Linked DNA regions of Homo sapiens: region 1 is linked to region 2. Evidence: read pairs that join two places in POLR2A ChIA-PET (ENCODE). Cell type or tissue: HepG2. All regions are shown on one strand. Region 1 overlaps LUC7L3 (LUC7 like 3 pre-mRNA splicing factor). Region 2 overlaps ABCC3 (ATP binding cassette subfamily C member 3).

Region 1 (5,000 bases), 77 kb after region 2:
TTTAAAGACATACACAAAAGAGGAACAATATAATTAACCTCTGTTAACTCATCACCAACAAGACTCATGACCACTTTTATACTTCATGAGTGATTGTATTTGTATCCACTGTTTTCTATTATTTTCGAGCAAGTCTCAGACACACCATTTAATCTGTAAATAATTCAGCATGTATCTCTAAAAGACAAAGACCTCTTAAATAACAGTTCATTAGTATAAAACAAATTGGGTAAACTTTTGTTGGTCATCAAACTATATTAGCACTGGTCCAATAGTTTAATTTTCATTGAGCCTTTCAAGAGGACCGACCAGTCTGCTGCTCAAGACATCCTCTCCTCTGGAATGTAGAGATAATACATATCATGCTCCTTTTTGTTAAAACGTTTTTTTTTCCCCTTCAAACACAGTCCATTCATTTTTCAGTTTGGGTTGAAACATCCTTTTCTTGATCTTGAGCTTATAATAACCTAGTCATATTGCTCAGCTCAGATATTTTTACTCCCTCTCCTTAGGCATTCTGGTTCCTTAAATATAGTTAGTGTCACAGAGGATAAATAACCAACCTTATTTCTAAGGTCTGAGAACACTTGGACCACATATTGGTTGAGCTCAGCCACCTTCTGATTAAAGTTTTCAGACTTGTAAGAACTGAAAATTTTTATGGTGGAAGTTCTCTGAGCCCTCATCCATTCTGTTTTTAAAAATGCATTGCAGATGGGCTATGTGAATATGTTTTTAAACATCTGATATGTGCATGAAACAAAAAACACTTGAAGTTATTATGTATACAATTCTGTGGGATGGGACTTCATGCAGGATTGGTTTTCAAGTTTGATTTCCTGAGGGATTTTTTAGTTGTTTGTGAAAGAACCCCAGGTCTACTTTTGAAATTTTGTATTATAATTGTAATGTTGCCCATGGTTAAAAAAAAAAAGTGTTCAGTGATCTATGTCTCCTACTACTCCTATTTCTCTGTTTTTCCTCTGCAGGAGCTTGCTGCTGTTAACAGTTATTCTTCCAAGTTGTTTTCTTTGTGGGGAGATGGGAGGTGGGAGGAAATATAAACATATATGTATAGATCTTTCAAAATATATGACGGTATACCCGTATGTTCTGAGTCTTGCTGTTTTTACCTGGTAATATTTAGAAACATTTATTTTGAGATAAAGGAGAGCACTTTTAAGTTGAACCTGTAGTTTTAAAAAGTACATTTCAAGTAAGCCAAAGCAGAGAAGTAAATGTATTTTTCATTGTTGTATCAGAATTTTGAATTTACTATTTTAAAAATTCAAGAGTTTTGTAGCTGATCTATTTCTTCCCCTCAGCCATCCCAAATAGGTCATTTGTCAACAGATTTAAGAATGTTTAGAAACAACAACTTTGGGAAACGGGAAACAATTTGGTATAAGTGGGTGTGCCATAACCTCTCTCGTAGCCATTCATTCCCGGATACATACCCTAGAGAAACTCTTACACATGCGTACCAGGGGATGGATTTAAGCATTTGTGTGTAATAGGAAGAAAAGAAGAAAAAACCCGGGAAGATCCCAAGTGTCCACCAACAGTGTGTTGGATAAATACTGTGGTATATTCCAACAGTGGAATTCCACAGAAGTGAAACTGAACTGCAGCTGTGTATGTGAACATGGACAAAACTCAACAATAGAAGGATCAAAAAAAGCAAGTCACAGAAGAATACATCACTATGGTTCCATTTCAATGAAAGTCAAAAACAGGCTGTCAAATACATGATAAAAGGAAACGATTAAGACAAAATTTAATGTTAGCCGTTTTGATGGAGGGAGAGGTGATCATGAGGGCACAGGGGTCTTCAGAAGAACTGGTGAGGGTCTGTTTCTGAAGCCTGTGGGCATTTCCTTTTTTAATCTGTATGTTTATGTGCTTTTGTATGTATGATATTTCTTAATAAAATTTAAAAAGAAGAATGGGAAAAAAGTCTTGGTGTAGGTAGTTACTAATATATAAGCTGTAGTGTATTTCGTAAAATTAACCATCAGTCAGTGACAAATTTAAAGATGCTGTTTCTTGAGTGCCCAATTTAAGGTTTTATTTTGTTTGAGACAGGGTCTCTGTCTTGTCACCCAGGCTGGAGTGCAGTGGCACGAGCTCAGCTCACTGCATCTTTCGCCTCCTGGGTTCAAGCCATTCTCGTGCCTCAGCCTCCCAAGTAGCTGGGATTACAGCTTCGCACCACCACACCTGGCTCATTTTTTTGTATTTTTAGTAGAGTGTTTCACCATGTTGTCCAGGCTGGTCTCAAAACTCCTGACCTCAAATGATCAGGCCCACCCTGGCCTCCCAAAGTGCTGGGATTACAGGTATGAGCCACCGCGCCCAGTCTTCAAATTGAGGTCTTAATTGTAACTCTTAAAAAGCTAGAAACGGCGACAAGAGCAAGACTCCGTCTCAAAAAAAAAAAAAAAAAAAAAAAAAAAGAAACCTAAATGTATGTTTTCTGTGTGATACCTTATTTTCATCTTAACATAGTTTCTACTTGTCTGCCAGCCAGGGAGCTGATGGTTTTGTTTTCCTGTCTAAACAGCTTCCAAAGAAGCTTTTCTCAGGCTTATGCCATTCTGGGAAAGAAAACTGCTTTACTGTGCTGTACTCCTTCCCCTGGCCCAAGTTAGGTTGTTACCTCAGAGAGGCTGCTGCTTTGGCCTTGTTCTAATTTTAGTAGGGGTACTGTGAACACAAAAATGTTTACTCTTTAAAAAGAGGAAAGTGACTGAAATTTGAATTGGCAGATTCATAAGGTTCATATAACTAAGGCCCTACGTCAGTTTACAGCAGCCCTGTTACCCCTCAACTATGCTCCAGGTGAGACTTGGATCCCCTCAGTATGAGCATAGGGCTTGGCTGTGAGTTCATCCAACACATCCCCGAGTGCTCCTATGTGCTGTGGAGTGACTGATACCTTTGGATACACCAAGAACAAAATAGGTGCAGCTCCAGGTCCCTCCGCTATGGAATCTGTCCTCACTGCAGCAGTGGCACCCTCAGGGCTGTGCCTTGTACACAGGACTTCTGAAAGGGGAGTGGAAAGGGGTGGTGCTGTTGAGTTACTAATCACCCTATTAGTTGAAAGTGCAGAGTTAATGAACAACTAAGAATTCTAGGTCATTTCATATTTTATTTTAACCTAAATAGTTCTGGGACTTCTTAGGATGGCATTTTGGTACGTGATTAATTTCACTTAAGGCCATTTTAGAATCAGTGGAATTGGCCGGGCGCGGTGGCTCACACTTGTAATCCCAGCACTTTGGGAGGCCAAGGCAGTCGGATCATGAGGTCAGGAGTTCAAGACCTGCCTGGCCAACATAGTGAAACCCTGTCTCTACTAAAAAAAAAAAAAAAATTAGCTGGGTGTGGTGGTGGGCACTGTAGTCCCAGCTACTTGGGAGGCTGAGGCAGGAGAATTACTTGAACCTGGGAGGCGGAGGTTGCAGTGAGCTGAGATCACACCACTGCACTCCAGCCTGGGTGACACAGCGAGACTGTCTCAAAAAAAATAAAAAATAGGCTGGGCCTGGTGGCTCACCCCTGTAATCCCCAGCACTTTGGGAGGCTGAGGTGGGTGGATCACGAGGTCAGGAGTTCAAGACCAGCCTGGCCAACATAGTGAAAACCCATCTCTACTAAAAATACAAAAAAAATTAGCGGGCATGGTGGTGGGCACTGTAGTCCCAGCTACTTAGGAGACAGGCAGGAGAATTGCTTGAACCCGGGAGGCAGAGGTTGCAGTGAGCCAAGATCGTGCCACTGCACTCCAGCCTGGGCAACACAGTAAGACTCTGTCTCAAAATAAATAAATAAAATGAGTTGGAATTGCACCTTACTCAGGGATTAGTTTTTTATAATCGATGTGTGAGGTGAAAACTAATCAAATTACTCTTGAAGCTCTTCAAATTTTGTTTTACTGATAATCTGCAGCCTTAAGACTTATTTGTGTTATAGAAAATGAGTTTTGGCTGGGCGCAGTGGCTCACACCTGTAATTTCAACACTTCGGGAGACCAAAGCGGGCACATCACATGAAGCCAGGAGTTCGACACCAGCCTGGCCAACATGGCAAAACTTTGTCAAAACTATTTTTAAAAATTAGCTGGGCATGGTGATGCATGCCTGTAATCCCAGCCACTTGGGTGGCTGAGGCATGAGAATCACTTGAACCTACGAGACAGGTTGCACAGTGAGCCGAGATCATGCACTCAAGCCTGGGTAACAGTGATATGCACCCCCCCAAAGTTTTTCTTTTTTTCTTTTTTTTTTTTTTTTTTTTTAGAGATAAGGTCTTGCTATGTTGCTCAAGCTAAACTTGAACTCCTGGGATTACAGGCGTGAGCCACTATGCCTGGCCTCAAAATTAAAAAAAAATAAGCAATTTAGATGCTGACCTGAAGTGCTTCTGTCACCTTGTTACAGGAGGCCGCAAATGCTAACTAAGCAAGTTGCAGATGGTCCCACATGACGTTTCTGAATGAAACAGGACACTTCTTACTATTGGAACCATTTTTCTCTGTTTTGAACAGTTGGATAAGGGAAGTCTTGACGTGCTGCCTATGTGTCCGCTGCCCTTCATCAAAGTTGAGCTACTGAGAAATTGGAGTTGAAGGAACAGTGGCTAATGGCATGTGCTGGGATGCAAGTAAGACATTATGCTTGGCCATAAGGAGTTCTGGTATTTTATGTATACCTCTCCCACAAGCTTTAGAGATGACTTCGTGGTCTAGGAGGAACAGGTGTGTAAAGAAGTGACAGTGTGGTGTGTGTGAATAAAAGTGGGTAGATAGGGTCAAGCCATTGCATGAGCCCGTACAAGGTGCAAGCAGAGTTATTAACTAGAATTTGGCAAGGGAGCTGACCCGGAAGGATCCTAGGGAGTGTGTTAGGGAGGAATGTAGCATGGGATGTGATGACAGCTCACTTTAGATGTTAGTGAGGGCACCAGCTGGTTTTTCAGCTTATTTCACAGACCAG
Region 2 (5,000 bases):
GATCTCAGCTCACTGTAACCTCCGCCTCCCAGGTTCAAGCAATTCTGTTTCAGCCTCCCAGGTAGCTGGGATTACAGGCATGCGCCACCACGCCCAGCTAATTTTTGTAGTTTTAGTAGAGATGGGGTTTCACTATGTTGGCCAGGCTGCTCTTGAACTCCTGACCTCAAGTGATCCGCCCACCTCGGCCTCCCAAAGTGCTGGGATTACAGGTGGGAACCACCATACCCGGCCTTCCTGTTGGCTGTTTTTTGATAAAACATTGTCAACAGTTTGGGACACATTATCCTTTCCTTCCTTTTATACATATCTAAACATACGTGTATGCATGCGTTTAACATAGATGAGTTGATAACCTTCAGATACAGCTAACTGTAAAAGGCCTTTGCAGACACTGAACTCCTGTTCTGTAATGAATTAGTCAGTTCCCGGGGATAGATGCTCAACACCTGGGTATAGCGACCATGATCTAGGCTGTGCTCTGTGCTGGGCTAGGGGAGAATCAGATAGACATCCTGTATAGCCTGGATATCTGAGGCCACAGAGGAGAGGATGGAAACTGGAGGCAGAGCCGTGTTGTTGTGGGGTTGAAGCAGAGATGATCAGAGGGAGGGAGTGAATGACACATCAAGGCCCCAAGTCTTGGGTCCTTGGAGGTGGGGGAAGGCAGCGATGTCTCGTGGTGGGAGTGAGGCTGGCTGGGAGGACTCATCTGAAAATGGATGAGTTCAGAGACAGGCAGGACTGAGTTGGGGGTTCCATGGCCCTGACCCCAAACTCCTTCTCCCTCCATCAGCGCTTCTATGCAGCCACATCACGGCAACTGAAGCGGCTGGAATCAGTCAGCCGCTCACCTATCTACTCCCACTTTTCGGAGACAGTGACTGGTGCCAGTGTCATCCGGGCCTACAACCGCAGCCGGGATTTTGAGATCATCAGTGATACTAAGGTGGATGCCAACCAGAGAAGCTGCTACCCCTACATCATCTCCAACCGGTCAGAAGCCGCCTCCCTCGCTCCCTGCTCCTCCAGGAATTCCCAGCAGGCTCTCTGGTGTTCAGGGTCCTTGTCCCTCCTTTCCCCTAAGCAGAAAACTGGCCCTGCCCTGCCCCTGCCCCATTTCCTCCTCATCTGATCCCCCATAGGTGGCTGAGCATCGGAGTGGAGTTCGTGGGGAACTGCGTGGTGCTCTTTGCTGCACTATTTGCCGTCATCGGGAGGAGCAGCCTGAACCCGGGGCTGGTGGGCCTTTCTGTGTCCTACTCCTTGCAGGTATGAAGGGCCTGGACCCCAGGGCAGGGCCACCACTGGGACAGAAACCACACAGGTGTTCCAGGCATCTCCCGAGTGCCCCTCCCTGCTCAGTATGGGCACCAGCCACAGGGTCTGTTCTCAAGGACTGTGAGAAAAAAAAAAAAAGAAAAAAATCATTGAGTTGACAAGTTTATAACCACACACCATGGCTGGATGTTCCTACTTTCCTTCCCCAAGAAGCCCATGTTCTCACATTCAGAAAGAATTCTGTTGAATAATCTCTGTCCTCAAACCCCACATCTCTCTCCTGCTCAGCCGTCGACCTTGCCTGACACCTCACAGTTCAACTGGAGAGACCCCCATCAGCAGGAGATTGTGCTGCAGGCTGAGCAGGTCTTTGTGGCTGGAGAAACAAAATGTTTTAAAAGCCCAGAAGAGGGACTGGGTGCAGTGGCTCACACCTAATCCCAGCACTTTGGGAGGCGGAGGTGGGCGGATCACCTGAGGCCAGGAGCTCCAGAACAGCCTGGCCAACATGGTGAAACCCTATCTCTACTTAAATACAAAAATTAGCCAGCCGTGGTGGCGGGCATCTGTAATCCCAGCTACTCAGGAGGCTGAGGCAGGAGAATAGCTTGAACCTGGGAGGCAGAGGTTGCAGTGAGCCAAGATCACGCCACTGCACTCCAGCCTGGGTGACAGAGCGAGACTCCATCTCAAGAGAGAAAAAAAAAAAGTCCAGAGGAGTTTTCTTGCTTTGGGGTGTTGTAGAAATGATCTTGGAGCTTAGCCCCAAAGGACAAACAGAATTTCTCTTGTCTCTGGGCAAGTTGTAGGCTCATGTGACAGGTCAGGACAGTGTAGGGCTGGCATACCGCTCGCTCACGTTCACATGCTTGCAGAGAACGTACACAGACGAGGTGACTGAAGCCTGGTCTGCAGGTCAGGCAGGTCATCCTGATGCCAGCTTGTACTGTCAAAGAGTCACCTAACTGCAAACGGAATTTTTGTAAAGCAGATCACATTGTTAATACCTCAGGTGGCTCAAACCTTGAACGCGTTGGCAAACAAAAAACAATCCAGAAAGGTCAATTTTCACAAAGGTCAGTGTGCACATGAATCTACTTGTTAAAATGTACATTTTGATTCAGTAGACCTAGGATGGGGCTCAGGACTCTGCACTTTGATCAAGACTCCTTGGTACGCAAAGTGTGGCCCATGGGCCAGTTGCATCACCATCCTCTGGGAGCTTGTTAGAAATGAAGAATCTCAGGTTCCAAGTCCCACCTCAGACTACAGAATCCGGCGTTGCATTTTAACAAGATTCTCTGGGAAGTCTTATACATATTAAAGTTGGAGAAACAGAAACCAAGGCGAGGTGGTCCTTGGTTAAGTCTGCACTGTCACTGCCCAAGGGAGTCATTCGTGATTACAGCCCCAGCTGGCATGCCTGTGGGCTTGATCCAGGCCCACCTGGGTCATCCATGGGCTAGGATCCCATGGATGGGCACATGATCCAGGAGTCTGAACTCCTCCCAAAGCCATTACGGTGGGGAGGGGAGATCGCCATACGTATAACCCAGTCCCTTTGGCCAGGTGACATTTGCTCTGAACTGGATGATACGAATGATGTCAGATTTGGAATCTAACATCGTGGCTGTGGAGAGGGTCAAGGAGTACTCCAAGACAGAGACAGAGGTGGGTACTGGCATGAGCCCGGGACAGGGGGAATCTGAAGTAGCTGGGGAAGAAAGCTTGGTGGCTCTCTCTCCCTCAACATCAGGGCCTGCCACGTATGGGGCTCTTCATTCATTTACCCATTCACTCCTTACTGAGCATCAACCAATGCTCTATGCTAGGAGGTGTAGAGAGATCAGAGTTGAGCAAGACGGTGTTTGCCCTTAGGTGATTCTGATTTGGTGGGAGGGGTAAGACCTATTGCAGGGCTTTGCAGTGGATGACCAGATCTCTGGCGTGGTGCACCTGGAGAGGGCAGATGAGGGAGATCCTTCAGCTGGGGTGACCAGGGGAGACGAGCTTAGATGAGAAGGATGGACAGGCTTTGATAGACTAAGTAAGATGGTGGGGTGGGCAGTGGGAAGGTGAGCATTCCAGCCAAAGAGACCAGCCTGGGCAAAGGAGTGGAGGTGGGGCAGCATGCCCTTTGTTGGGGAAAAGGAGTTGTTCCCTACTGGGGGTTCCAGACTTTTCTCCACCGCCCCCTCTCATGGTCACACCTTAGCCCTCTTCATGCCCAGAAGCTGCAGCATCAGTGTCAAGCATCCCATCTTTGGCCCACGCTCCTATCCTGCTCGCTCTCATGCTCCAAGTCCCCCACTGTCACAGCAGTCTGCCTTCACTGGGACTCCCAATCCCATGACCCCCCTTTGTGTCTCTGTCCATCAGCTTCTCTGCCTTCACCTCCCTCCCCGGCCAGCCTAGAGTCTATGCTCCACCAACACAAACGCTCTCACCTGCCTTGCCCTTCTCTTTCTTCTCTCTCAGTTGTACTCACCTCCAAAACCCACCCCAGCTGAGCCCACCAATCTGCCTTCTTCATGCCTGCACTGAGCACTTAAAACCTTGCAGGAGGCGGGGCACAGTGACTCATGCCTGTAATCCCAGCACTTTGGGAGGCCAAGGTGGGTGGATCTCTTGAGGTCGGGAGTTCAAAACCAGCCTGGCCAACATGGTGAAACCCCATCTCTACTAAAAATACAAAAAAATAGCTGGGCGTGGTGGTGCACACCTGTATTCCCAGCTACTTGGGAGTCCAAGGCAGGAGAATCGCTTGAACCCAGGCGGTGGAGGTTGCAGTGAGCCGAGATTGCGCCACTGCACCCCAGCCTGGATAACAGAGTGAGACTCTGTCTAAAAAAAAAAAAAGCTTGCAGGAGAAAAATCACTGAGTTGACAAGTTTATAACCACACACCACGGCTGCATGTTCCTGCTTTGCTTCCCCAAGAAGCCCATGTTCTCACGTTCAGAAAGAATTCTGTTGAATAATCTCTGTCCTCAAACCCCACATCTCCCTCCTGCTCAGCCATCGACCTTGCCTGACACCTCCATAAAAAGTAGGTTCTAAGACGTGAACTCCCTCAACCTTCCTGCCTCTCAGTCTTTAAACCCGCCTGTGTCTCCTTCACCGTTGTCTCCTTTTCACTTTTAGCAGGAATCATCCCTTTCTGTTTCAAAGCCCAGCCCCTCCATTTCTTCTCATGGCCGCTTGAGGACCTGGCTTCCTCAGTCCCGCCCTCCATCTCCTGTCATTCTTGCTCCCTCTGTTGGACGCTTCCCATCCACATGCAAAAATATTCCATCACATCTTCCATTCCAGACACACACGCAAACCCTCCCCCCTGCACTCCACTGCCCCATTTCTCTGCTCTCCTCTGTCATGAAGCATGGTTTAAAGTATGGTCTCTACAAGCTGCATCCGCTTCCTCATCAGCCTTGATGTCATCTGCCTCCTGCAGTCCTCTTTCTGGCCCTCGCTCCACGGAGACAGCTCACCAGTGACCTTCCTGGTTCCAAATCCAGGGGACGCTTTTCTGTTCTCGTCTAATTCAACCTCTTAGCAACGTCCCAATAAAATGACCTCTCCCTTCTTCTTGGAGTCCTCGTGGATTCCGTGGCCTGCATTGCACCCGCCAGTCCACCTGCCTGACCCCAGCCTGGCTTCCCCAGGCATCACCCTCTGGCCCCTCACCCCTCACTGTCTGGGAGCTTCCAGTTCCCCTGCTTC

Evidence for each region. ChIA-PET counts read pairs that join two places held together with the same protein. Peaks named below come from ENCODE experiments on the same cell type or tissue, not always from the same donor. Only the 100,000 strongest peaks of a DNase experiment are listed, where the experiment ranks them.
Region 1: POLR2A ChIA-PET joins it to region 2 with 5 read pairs; 3 of 35 experiments call an interaction of 5 or more read pairs at or near these places.

What each region holds. Positions count from the first base shown.
Region 1 is chr17:50,754,264-50,759,263 of GRCh38, forward strand. It overlaps LUC7L3 (LUC7 like 3 pre-mRNA splicing factor), which reads left to right. Exons shown (of 10, transcript NM_016424.5): 10 at 1-1,956. Among named protein-coding and RNA genes, the nearest start is that of ANKRD40CL, 11 kb to the right of the region's middle. RefSeq lists a silencer at 2,825-3,119. In HepG2, no CTCF peak of the experiment used is centred here; a DNase peak (open chromatin) is centred at 3,018.
Region 2 is chr17:50,676,948-50,681,947 of GRCh38, forward strand. It overlaps ABCC3 (ATP binding cassette subfamily C member 3), which reads left to right. Exons shown (of 31, transcript NM_003786.4): 24 at 797-996; 25 at 1,146-1,272; 26 at 2,851-2,952. Among named protein-coding and RNA genes, the nearest start is that of ANKRD40, 28 kb to the right of the region's middle. RefSeq lists a silencer at 381-675. In HepG2, a CTCF peak has its summit at 4,521 (motif pointing left); DNase peaks (open chromatin) are centred at 2,254 and 4,524.